Regions from separate parts of the Homo sapiens genome. Here region 1 is linked to region 2. Evidence: chromatin loops called from intact Hi-C (ENCODE). Cell type or tissue: Caco-2. All regions are shown on one strand. Links, peaks and the distances in the headings refer to the core of each region. The heading gives the core; the rest is flanking DNA.

Region 1 (5,377 bases), core at 263-5,262, 140 kb after region 2:
TATGAATTACATATTATATAGGTAATATATAAATATGAAAATGCACACAGAGACACATTTACATCTTGGATATTAGCTTTTAATTAAGCAGACTTTTAACCTTTGAGCTCTTAAAAAATCCTTTTAAATCTCAATACCATTTTTTAGCTGGGACAAACTACTGATATTTCAAAAGTAACAGAAATGTCAAGCCAGAGATAACCTGATTTAGGAACCAACCCAGGCTGTCATGGTGAAAAACAGGGTGGAATCTTAGCTACTGATTACAATGTGAAGTCATTGCTCTATCAGTTTGGCTTGGCTAGCAAAAGGTGGCCTAGTTATGCAAATGCAGTCCCTCAAGTAGTAAAACTCTTTCTTTTTTTGCTGGCCGTTTTTTTTCCCCCCCGGCTATGGGAATTTAGCTAATTCAGAGGCTTTGTTCCGCATAATTTGGAACTTTTTTTCAGACTTGATCAAGTTGGGTAGAGTTGGTCAAACCCGAAGGAAAAAGATCAAAACAACAACAAAAACAGAAACAAAAAACAGTTAGCAAAACAAACAATTGCATAATTTATACAATAACTGAATACTCTAATGGTAAGGAAAAATTAAGATCAGCTGGTTGTTAATGTTAACTTTAGTCATTAAGGAGAATTTCCAAGACAAAACCCAAATTCAGCTACTTATCTAGGAATGGGGCCCAGGCTGAAGACTGCGCTCTACCATCTTAGAAGCAGGAAAAATCTCAAACATTCCTTCCCTGTTGGAAGTGAGCTGAAGCTCCAGGAATGAGTTGGCTGCTCTCCATCGTCATGGAAGCAAAAAAGCTGGCCTTCTTGTTGGAAGTGAATAAAACTCCAGAAAAAGGAGTTGTACAGCAAAATAAACCTTAAATCGCAACCAAATTTGGGGAGATCAAGGATTCTGTGGAGGGGAGTAGCTCCCAGACCTCAGCAAAATGTCCTGTTGGTTTGAGCAATAAAGATATTCGTTCACGCTGGTACCAAGCACCAATAGGAGATTTGTCAAAGGTAAGGGACACCTCCACTCAGAGTCCCTTACCTGGGTTGCCAATTTATAAACCAAAAAGTATTCAAGAGAGGTCTCAATTGATTAGAACTTTATTTTGCCAAAGTGAAGGATGTGTGCCTGGGAGACAGGCCTGTTTCTTTCTCCAAAGATGATTTTGAGGGCTTCAGTACTTAAAGGGGAAAAGCAGGCTGGAGGAGACAGAGGGAGGATATGGTCACATTACTGAATCCACATGTTGTAAGAGAAAAAAAGTAGGTAGGGGAATAGTCAATTATGTATTCATCCTGTGCTCACTATACCATAAGGTGACCACAGAATAGCTACTTGTGGAGATTTTTAACTTATCTGTAGCTTGCTGCTTAGTAACAAAATGGAAAGTAGCTTCTTGCATGACTCAGTTTTCAGGTTAATTTTTTTTTCTTTTGGCAGAGTGAGTTGGGATCCCAACTTTCTACTTTCCTTTCACAGATCATATATTTAAATGTGAAAAGTAAAAATATAAAGCTGTTTGGGGCTCAGAAACCAATACCTCCAAGTATGGCATTTTGACTTGCTGAACTGAAAAAGCCTCAAGGTCTCTTTGACCTTCCCCTGTCCTCCACTGCCTCTCCCAAAGAAGCTGACGTTCCTTTATCTGCCTAGGATCCGGATCCAGCAAGGAGGACAGTTCTTTCTTCCGCTCCGTTATCTCATTATCTATTGCAGAAAAGACCCAGATGTGACCATACCTGAGAAGACGGTATAAAGACTGTCTCCAAGGATCATTTAAATTCCAAAGAAAATGATTTGCAAGTTGATCTCTGCTCCCCAATCCAATCATTCTCCCTATCAATTATTTATCGCCCCTCAGTGGAATTCCTCTTCTACCTGCTCCCATAATCTATGTTACCAGGGTACAAGCCCCCATTCTTTGTATAACTTCAAGACAGTATATAAGTTTCTATAACTCAAAAAGTTTCTATTACTCACTGGGAAGTTGGGTCTTCATTCTGAAGGCTCCTATGTAGACACATTGAATTAATTTTTATGTCTTTTCTCCTCTTAATCAGTCTGCTTCATGCCAGTGATTTTTCAATGAACCTTTAGTGGGTGAATGGCCATAGCCCCCACAACATGGCAGTGTGAGCAGGATGGTCAAAGCTATGCTTCTGTCCTGGAAGCTGCATTGAAGAGAAACCAGGAACCTGGGCAAAGGATTCCTTTACCCGGAACCCGGAAGCAAAGGGGTAAGAATTTCTTACCAGCCAGGGGGCCTCTCTCCCTCTGTGCACTCCAGCCGATGAGATGGTAAAAATCACTGGTTGTCTCCTCTACATGGTTTTGATCAATGGGAAAAAAGAATTTGTGTGACAAGCCTTGGGTTGTAGTGACTCTGGTGTACATGTGGTATGAATATTCATACTGTTTGACCCACTTCCCTCGCAGAAATAGCTTTTTTTGTTGCTCTTTTCCTTTGTCTTTTTCTTTCTGGGTTGTTCCGTCATAAAGAGGGGTACCGTAGGGGAGAACATGAGCCTAGAACCCCTTTAAACCCACTGTTCAAGAGCCTGCAGACTCATCAGTTTTCACAGTTCTATGTTGTCATCTGTAAAGACAAACTTTGCTGTAGGTCCCAGAAATAAAAATCAGATGAGAGTCCCCTCTCATCTTGTTTTATGGCCTTGAGAGCTTGATCTTGTGACTAGATGGGGGTACCCTCTCTTGGTCTCTGCCATCCGGACTGCATGATTTTTTTTTAAATTTTAACTTTTATTTTTGACACAAGATCTCATTCTGTCATCCAGGCTGGAGTGCAGTGGTGTGATCATGACTCACCAAAGCTTTGACCTCATCGGCTCAAGTGATCCTTCCACCTCAGCTCCCCAAGTAATTTGGATTATGGGCACGTGCCACAATGCCTGGCTAATTTTTTTTGATTTTGTGTAGAGATGGTATCTCATTATGTTGCCCAGGCTGGTCTCGAACTCCTGGGCTCAATGTTGGAGGTGGGGCCTGATGGGAGGTGACTGGATCCTGCCTCAGCCTCCCAAAGTGCTGGGATTACAGGCATTACACTGTGTCCAGGAAGAGGGCATGAATTTTTGGGTTCATATCAGGGGACCAGTCTGAAAGGACAGGGAGTCCAAGATGTAATATTTTAAGCAGCACACTCTTCATCTCAAGGGTGTCAAGCTCTTAGGGGAGTTTTGTCTTAAAAGGTCCCGTCTCTATGGGGCTTCTGTTGTGTAAACCAAAAAGTATCTGAGACAGGTCTCAATCAATTTAGAAGTTTATTTTGCCAAGGTTAAGGACATCCTTGGAAGAAATAAACATGGAATCACAGAAACAGTCTGTGGTCTGTGCCTTTCTCTAGCTGTGATTTTGAGGGCTTCAGTTTTTAAAGGGGAAAAGTGGGCTGGAGGGGAAAGAGGGAGGGTATGGTAATCCACATGTTGCAAGAGAAAAGCAGCAGGCAGGGGAATTTATGCATTCAATTTATGTATACAATTATGTATTTATCTCATGATCAGTAAATCAGCACTTTACATAAGATAAGGTGAACATAGAGTAGCTGCCTGAGGAGATGATTAACCTTTTATCTGCAGCTATCTGCTTAGGAACAAAAGGCAAGGCAACATCTTACATGACTCAGCTTTCAGGATAATTTTTTTCTTTTGGCATAATGAATTAGGGCCCCAAGTATTTATTCTCCTTTCACATTGTCTTTTGTTACTTTAAGTCTATTTCTGAGAGTAAGTTTTTAATGATCATGGGGATTGCTTCCTCGACGCCCTCCCCAGGAATACCTCTTGCTTATGTAGAAAAAAACCTGGAAAGTTACCACCTGGGCTTTCAAGAGGCTTTTGCATTGAGTTACTATTGGAACTAAGTACACCACTGAAAATAAAAAAGATTTTATACATTTCTTATTCTAAATAATTAATGGGAAAATCAAAAATTTTAAAAGGACATAGGCTAGTATCATGGCTAGCCTTAGAAATTCTCTTGATAAAATTAAAAAGAGTGAAAAAAAAAAGTTTTGACCTGAAAGTTAAAATCTTTTGCAAGTTCAAAACTGCCTGCTCTACATTCCCTCCGGGAAGATCAGTGGAGAGCACCTGATGTGGTTTGGATGTTTGTCCTCTCCAAATCTCACGCTGAATGTGATTCTCAAAGTTGGAGGTGGGACCTGGGCGGAGGGAGGGTGATTGGATTATAGGAGCAGATCCCCCATGAAGAGTTGAACACCATTCCCTTGGTGATAAGTGAGTTCTTAGTTCATGCAAGTTCTGGTTGTTTAAAAGAGTCTAGGATCTCTCTTCTTTCTCTCTCTCTCTCTCACTCACTCTTGGCATGTGACATGCTGGCTCCCTATCACCTTCTATCATCATTGTAAGTGTCCTGAGGCCTCACCGGAAGTAGATGCCAGCACCATGCTTCCTTTAAAGCCCGCAGAGCCATGAGCCAATCAAACCTCTTTTCTTTATAAATTACCCAGCCTCAGGTATTTCTTTATAGCAATGCAAATACAGGCTAATGCACCACCCCATGCCGTAGTACAGTAGCTAAGTCTCTCCCATTTGACTAATGCTGCGTGGGTTCAATACCCAGCCAGGGAATTGCCATTTATTGATCCTTTTTCCTTCCATGGACAGTTTCCGATTTCTCGTCCTGTGTTTTCCTTTCTCTGAGCTATCTCTAGGGTGATTCTGGATCGTGTAAAAATTGTTTGCCACCTCTTTGGAGATAACTCGTGCACCCATGATTAAGTCATAATTTTGATTGAGACCCTTAGAAAGATACCTTTGGTAAAGAAACTCAAAAGCCAAAAATATCGGCTGTTGTCCTGGGTAAAATCTGGTAACAGGAGACTTGAAAGAATTGTTTTTTTAAAGAGCTCTGTGGCTAAAAATCAGCTTAATTAAAAGCTGATATTCAAGTGTTCTCTCTCTGTCTCTCTCTCTCTCTATAAATATATACACATATATATATACGTGTGTGTGTGTGTGTGTGTGTGTGTGTGTGTGTGTGTATTTAAAAGGCCTTATACTTTTCTTCCCTTTTTTTTTATTCTATTTTTGGGAATTTTTTTTTTTCAGATGACTGAAACCTTTTTAAAGAACTCATGTGTTTGGTTTCTATGTTCACTTCCTTTTCTTAAAAATTGTTCTTCAAGTTAGTTTTATTTCACCCTATTCTTCATATATTGTAAATTCTAACAGCCCGAGAACCCTTAAGAAAAACAGAAAAAGGTGCCACAGACTCCTTTTTGGGAGCACCTGCTTTTTTTTCCTCTGGGAATCCCAAGTTGTAAATGGACATAGTCCTCTCAGATCTAAAACTGTTCTTTCTGTATTGTGTTATGTGGTCTTTTTGGCTTTTT
Region 2 (5,377 bases), core at 159-5,158:
CAGGTGATCCGCCCGCCTTTGCCACCCAAAGTGCTGGGATTACAGGCATGAGCCACTGTGCTTGGCTGTCACATTAAAATTTTAAAGAGTTTACTTGAACAAACAGCAGTGCGTGGGTTGGACAGCTCCAGATCACAGTACCGGACAGAAGACGCAGGAGTGAAAGGCTTTTATAAGGTAAATGTGGAACCAGGGCAAGACAATATTTGGTAGGTGAAAGTGGAGCAGTAGCCATATTTGGATCATTCCAGTGGAAAGTAGTTCGAGTTTGAGGTTAGATGGCAGTTTCAGAGTGGTTAAGCTTCAGTTTCATTTTCCTTTAAGCTAGTCACTTACAAAAGAGAGCCCAGTGCAGTGGCTTATGCCAGTAGTCCTGGCTACTTGGGAGGCTGAATTGGGAGGATCACTTGAGTCCAGGAGCTCAAGACCAGCTTGGGGAACATACTGAGACTCTGTCTCTATTTAAACAAACAAACACACAGACAAACAAACACACAAACAGATGTATTTGGGTTAGGTTTTGGTTTGCTCATGTAGGAACCTAGGACTTCAGAGCCACCCCTAACTGCCTCCTATTAAATTATTTTAACAGTGCTCTCTGGTCTGTTACACCAGTTGCCAATCTTTCCTCTTCATTCCAGCTCCCAGTTTTGGGTTGATGCCTTTTGTCCTCCGCACTCCTATTCTCTTTGGCCATTTGGGCTTATGAGTCCTACTACTTTACTATTATTCTTAGTGAAATTTGTAGATGAACAGTGGCAAACATATATGTTCAATTGGAAACATTTTTGTCTTGCCTGATTCTTTTTTAACGACATAATTATCACCAGAAGGCAAATGTTCTCTAGCCGACTCTCAATTGCACTGAGAAAGAGAATGGCCAGCTCAGTATTTTGAATTTCATCAAGCTTCTTATTAAATACAAGTGTAACTTACATGTCTATCGGTACTGTCAGCCTGACGAAATCAAAGCTAATACTTTCTGATTTTCACAGAATTCTGTCATTATCTGGTGTTTCCTGAAGCCTGAAGCTCTCCTTTTATGATGTGTTTGATGGCTATGCTTGAGGGAGGCAGGATAGTTTTCAGGCAAAGGTGGCACTGTTATTAGGTGCTAGATGAAGGGTCTAAGAGAACCTCATAAATTCTTCAATAGAAAGCTGCTGGCTTATTCACATCTGCAGGGTCCCTGCTGCCTTTGTGTTTGGAATTTAAAACTATTCCCAAGGTATGTGTGAGCACTGTTCTTTGTTCACGTCCCCCTCCCCCACAGTATGGTGATCTTTCACAATCCATTATCTGTTTTCTTTTGATAGGATTTCTTTTTGGCGGGGGTATGATAACTTTGATTTTGCTTCTGTTCCATTTGTTCTGATTTCCTTGGTAATGCTTGCTTTCCTTTCATCTTTGTCATCTCTTCATTTTATATGTTTTATTTCAGTTGCAGTGAGTTTTGTCGTATTATTTCTCTTAGGAAAGTCTATTCTGGTTTAACAAAGAAAAGTAATGCTTTCCTTTACCTCACTGAGAATAAAGTGCATATATATTTTGCTACAAAAAAAAATCTATGCTTTATGGAGGAACTCTATTAGGGGTGGGGTGGGCTGGGCTGAGATTTTCGCTTGAGCCTTTACTACATTGCCCTTCTTTTGTTTGTAATAGGGAGTTAATTTTTTTAAAATCCTATGTCTTGTTTGTTTATTTTTGTTAAAATTATCTGATTTTTTTTTTTTAAACCAGAGGAGAGGAGTGCTGGTTTTAAGGTTGGTGACTTAAAACCTGATTGATTGTAAAGAGAAGTATCCAGAGACAATATTAAAATAAACTTGGCCCTGAAAATGTTGCTTTTTGGTTTCCATTTACTTTGGAGGTCTCCTGGAGCAGAGGAAAGATTACAGAATGGAGCGCCTCCACAGAGTCTTCTGTGGGAGTGTTAGTCATTCAGTATTTCTCAGTTGCCTTTGTAGATGCAAATTATCAGTTCAAATCATCTAAGCAAAGGAGAAAAAAAAAGACCTCTCCAAGTCTAATCTGAGAAGAAAATCTCCTCGGGAGTAAAGTCTCAGTTCAGAGAACAAAGGAAGAAAAGACCAAAGGATTATTTACCTTTGACTGCTTTGGGGGATTCCGAGGCCACCAAGCATACAAATGCAAAAGAAAGCTTAGGGCTAGACATTCCTTTCTCTACTCTTTCTTTCTTCTTCTTTTGTGCAATGCAATAGACAGACCTGCCCAGAGGCAAGGGAGCTAAGGAGTTTCTAAACTTGAGGTCGGGGGCAATGCAGTAGTAGTATTATAAAAGCCTTTGTTACTGATTAAGGTCAACAGGGTGAGAAAATACAGAAGCTAGAGAGAAATCTTTATGGGAATGCAATCTAAGGGTGCTACATTTGGGAAGATGACTAGTAATTTTTCCTCCTAGGAGAAAGAACAGGAGAGGTCTTTTCCTTTAGAAGATTCTGATAAGCCAACAAATAAGCCAAACTGAGAGAGGCAGCTTTCCCAACATCCAGCCTCCCCATGGGAATCACAGACTGTTGAGAAGAGGGTGTTTGTTATTCATAATGGCTGAGGCTAAGACAAAAGTGGATTTGGGCTCCCATAGCAATCCCCAGGCCTTAATCAAATGTTCTTTTTTTTTTTTTTTTTGAGACTGAGTCTCACTCTGTCACCCAGGCTGGAGTGCAGTGGCACAATCTTGGCTGACTGCAACCTCCACCTCCCAGATTCAAGCGATTCTCCTGCCTCAGCCTCCAGAGTAGCTGGGATTACAGACATGCACCACTACACCTGGCTAATTGTTATATTTTTAGTAGAGATGGGGTTTCACAATGTTGGCCAGGCTGTTCTTGAATTGCTGACCTCAGGCGATCCACCTGCCTTGGCCACCCAAAGCTTTGGGATTACAGGCTTGAGCCACCGTGCCGTCTCAAATGTTCCTCTCAAAGTCAAATAGTGAGTCTTACCTTTTATAATTACAGAAATACAGATGTTGCCACAAGTCAGACAGGGAAATACAAAACAATATCCCAGAGAAATCACCATGGGAAAAATGAAGGTGTCTGTACATTAGATTATCTTTACGTTTACTTTAAAATGCTTCAGCATGGATAGTGTGGTGTGATGTGTTCTAGTTGCTTTCATTCTTTACTTAGGAATAGTTAGTTGGGCATTTGAAGAGCCCTGACTGAAACTGGCTTTGCAAAAGTATGACAGAGAAATTGGACGTGGCTGACTGCATCTTGCTTCTAGCCTCACAGGCTGGCTGGCTTTGCTCATTCGTGGGTGTGGGCCAAGATAACTTTGGGAGAAACTTAGTTTATAGTTTAAATGATAATAACCTTCCCCCAAAACTAAACGATTCTTGTAAAACTAATGAAAGGCCATGAAGTTAGGAGGATGAGAGGGGCTTAAATTCTAAATAATTACCAGCCATTATTATGGAGGTCGTAAGATTTGCAACTTCCCCAATTACTCTTGCAGACAACATCACTATTGTAGAAACTAAGACTGGCCTTTTGAGATGTCTTTTCAGGTTTTTGCATTTCTGACAATGGATGGCCCCACCTGGACCTGCCAACCAGTCCTGTGGCCCCAACCCAGGAACTTACCCACCATAAGAGGGCAGCTTTGATTCCCTATGATTTCATCTCTGACCCAACCAATCAGTATGCCCCTACCTTAGGCCCCTGCTCATCAAAAGATCCTGGGAAAAACCCTAATCTTTGAGCCTTTGGGGAGATTGAGTTGAGTGATAACAGTCTCCTGTGTGGTGTGGCCAGCCTTGTGTCAATCAAACTCTTTTCTTTACTGCAATGGCATGGTCTCAGAGAGTTGATTTTGTGTGTGCAGCAGGCAAGGAGAACCCATCAGGGAGTTACATAATTTGGATATATGGGTGAAGGAAGTCCTCTCCTCCATTCTGAAGATTTGAGGCTGAAAGTCTGGGGAAATAAGCTGGCAATAGACAGATTAAAAGGAGAAAAAAATATATATATACATTTTATTAACATGCAGAAAGGCATCACATGGAAGTTAAGAAACTACCCAATAACTCAATGAGACCTAAAAGCTTTTATATTCCCTTCATAAGAGAGAGGGAAGGGGAGTATGTAGGCAACCTAGGGAGAGTAAATGATTATGAAAAGTACGAATCAGCCTTCAGAAGAATAGGTTATATCCTGTCTGTAGGAGGTGCTAACCTCCAGCTTTTTCTAGGTTTGACTTCTGTTGTGTGTTAATCTTCACGGATAGATAAAAATCCCCAGGAAGCATTTCTTGACAATTGGCTTCCTTCTGGAGAATCTGCACTTAGTCAGATAAGGGAAATTCAGGAAAAGCCCCTCTGTGCGTTTGGCATTTCCCAAATGACTTCAGTTTGAAGTAATCAGCATACCAATGCTGCATATTTTGGGGTGATATTTCTGAACTCTCTCAGGAAAAATATACTCCTGGATGGTAGGTTAATATTTGAAATTGTCAGTTCAGGCTTGGCTTGGTGGCTCACGCAGGTAATCCCGGGACTTTGTGAGGCCAAGGTGGGTGTGGATCACTTGAAGTCGGGAGTTCGAGACCAGCCTGGCCAACATGGCAAAACCCCGTCTCTACTAAAAATTCAAAAAAAGAATTAGCTAGGCATTGGGTTCATGTCTGTAATTTCAGCTACTTGGTGGGGGCTAAAGCAGGAGAATCGCTTGAAACTGGGAGGCAGAGGTTGCAGTGAGCCGGGATCGTGCCACTGCACTCCAGCCTCAGCAACAAAGTGAGGCTTCATCTCACACACAAAAAAAGAAATTCTCCATTCAGAAGCCACATTCCAGAAGGATTAGATTATGGCTCCAGTCGTCTTTATCTCATATCAATCCCAGGGGGTTTGTTAATTAGCATAAGGGATGTTAGAAATGATTTTTTACTGGTAAAATGAATTCAATTTTATGTGGATTGGATAAAAATGTCTTATGGATACTCTTGCCTTTGCATAAATGAGGTGTAAAAGTCCAGCTAGCCTGTCTATTCATTTTGAATTATGTCTCCAGGCTTGAAATTCTAGACTGTTTGAATTATCTCTCCAGGCTTGAAATTCTAGACTGTAGTGAGAGAATTTTTCACCTGACTCTCATTTGAGAGTTAGTTAATCCTGCTCCAAAGCTGGAACATGGTCCTCCTGTCTCTGACGCTCATAAGGTTCTGTGGGAACACTGAAAGGTCAGAGAGCTAAGACTTCATCAAGCTTATAAAACGGGTAGTATGACTATTTGGAGGGCCTGATTGCTAATACATATTTATACCCATGGCTGAATGAGGTCTGAAATTTGCTTTCATTATAACATACCATTTGGAATTGAAGTCTCTATGGTTGTCACCAAATTCTAATTAC

The links. Peaks named below come from ENCODE experiments on the same cell type or tissue, not always from the same donor. Only the 100,000 strongest peaks of a DNase experiment are listed, where the experiment ranks them.
Region 1: it touches region 2 in a loop (13-fold over the local background); 1 of 110 quality-filtered maps calls a loop at or near these places.

Annotation. Positions count from the first base shown.
Region 1 is chr7:138,028,350-138,033,726 of GRCh38, reverse strand. No RefSeq gene overlaps it. Among named protein-coding and RNA genes, the nearest start is that of CREB3L2, 29 kb to the right of the region's middle. RefSeq lists an enhancer at 1,288-2,487. In Caco-2, for the core only: no CTCF peak of the experiment used is centred there; no DNase peak of the experiment used is centred there.
Region 2 is chr7:138,166,336-138,171,712 of GRCh38, reverse strand. No RefSeq gene overlaps it. Among named protein-coding and RNA genes, the nearest start is that of MIR4468, 45 kb to the right of the region's middle. RefSeq lists enhancers at 99-218, 917-1,592, 1,674-2,544. In Caco-2, for the core only: no CTCF peak of the experiment used is centred there; DNase peaks (open chromatin) are centred at 1,222 and 2,132.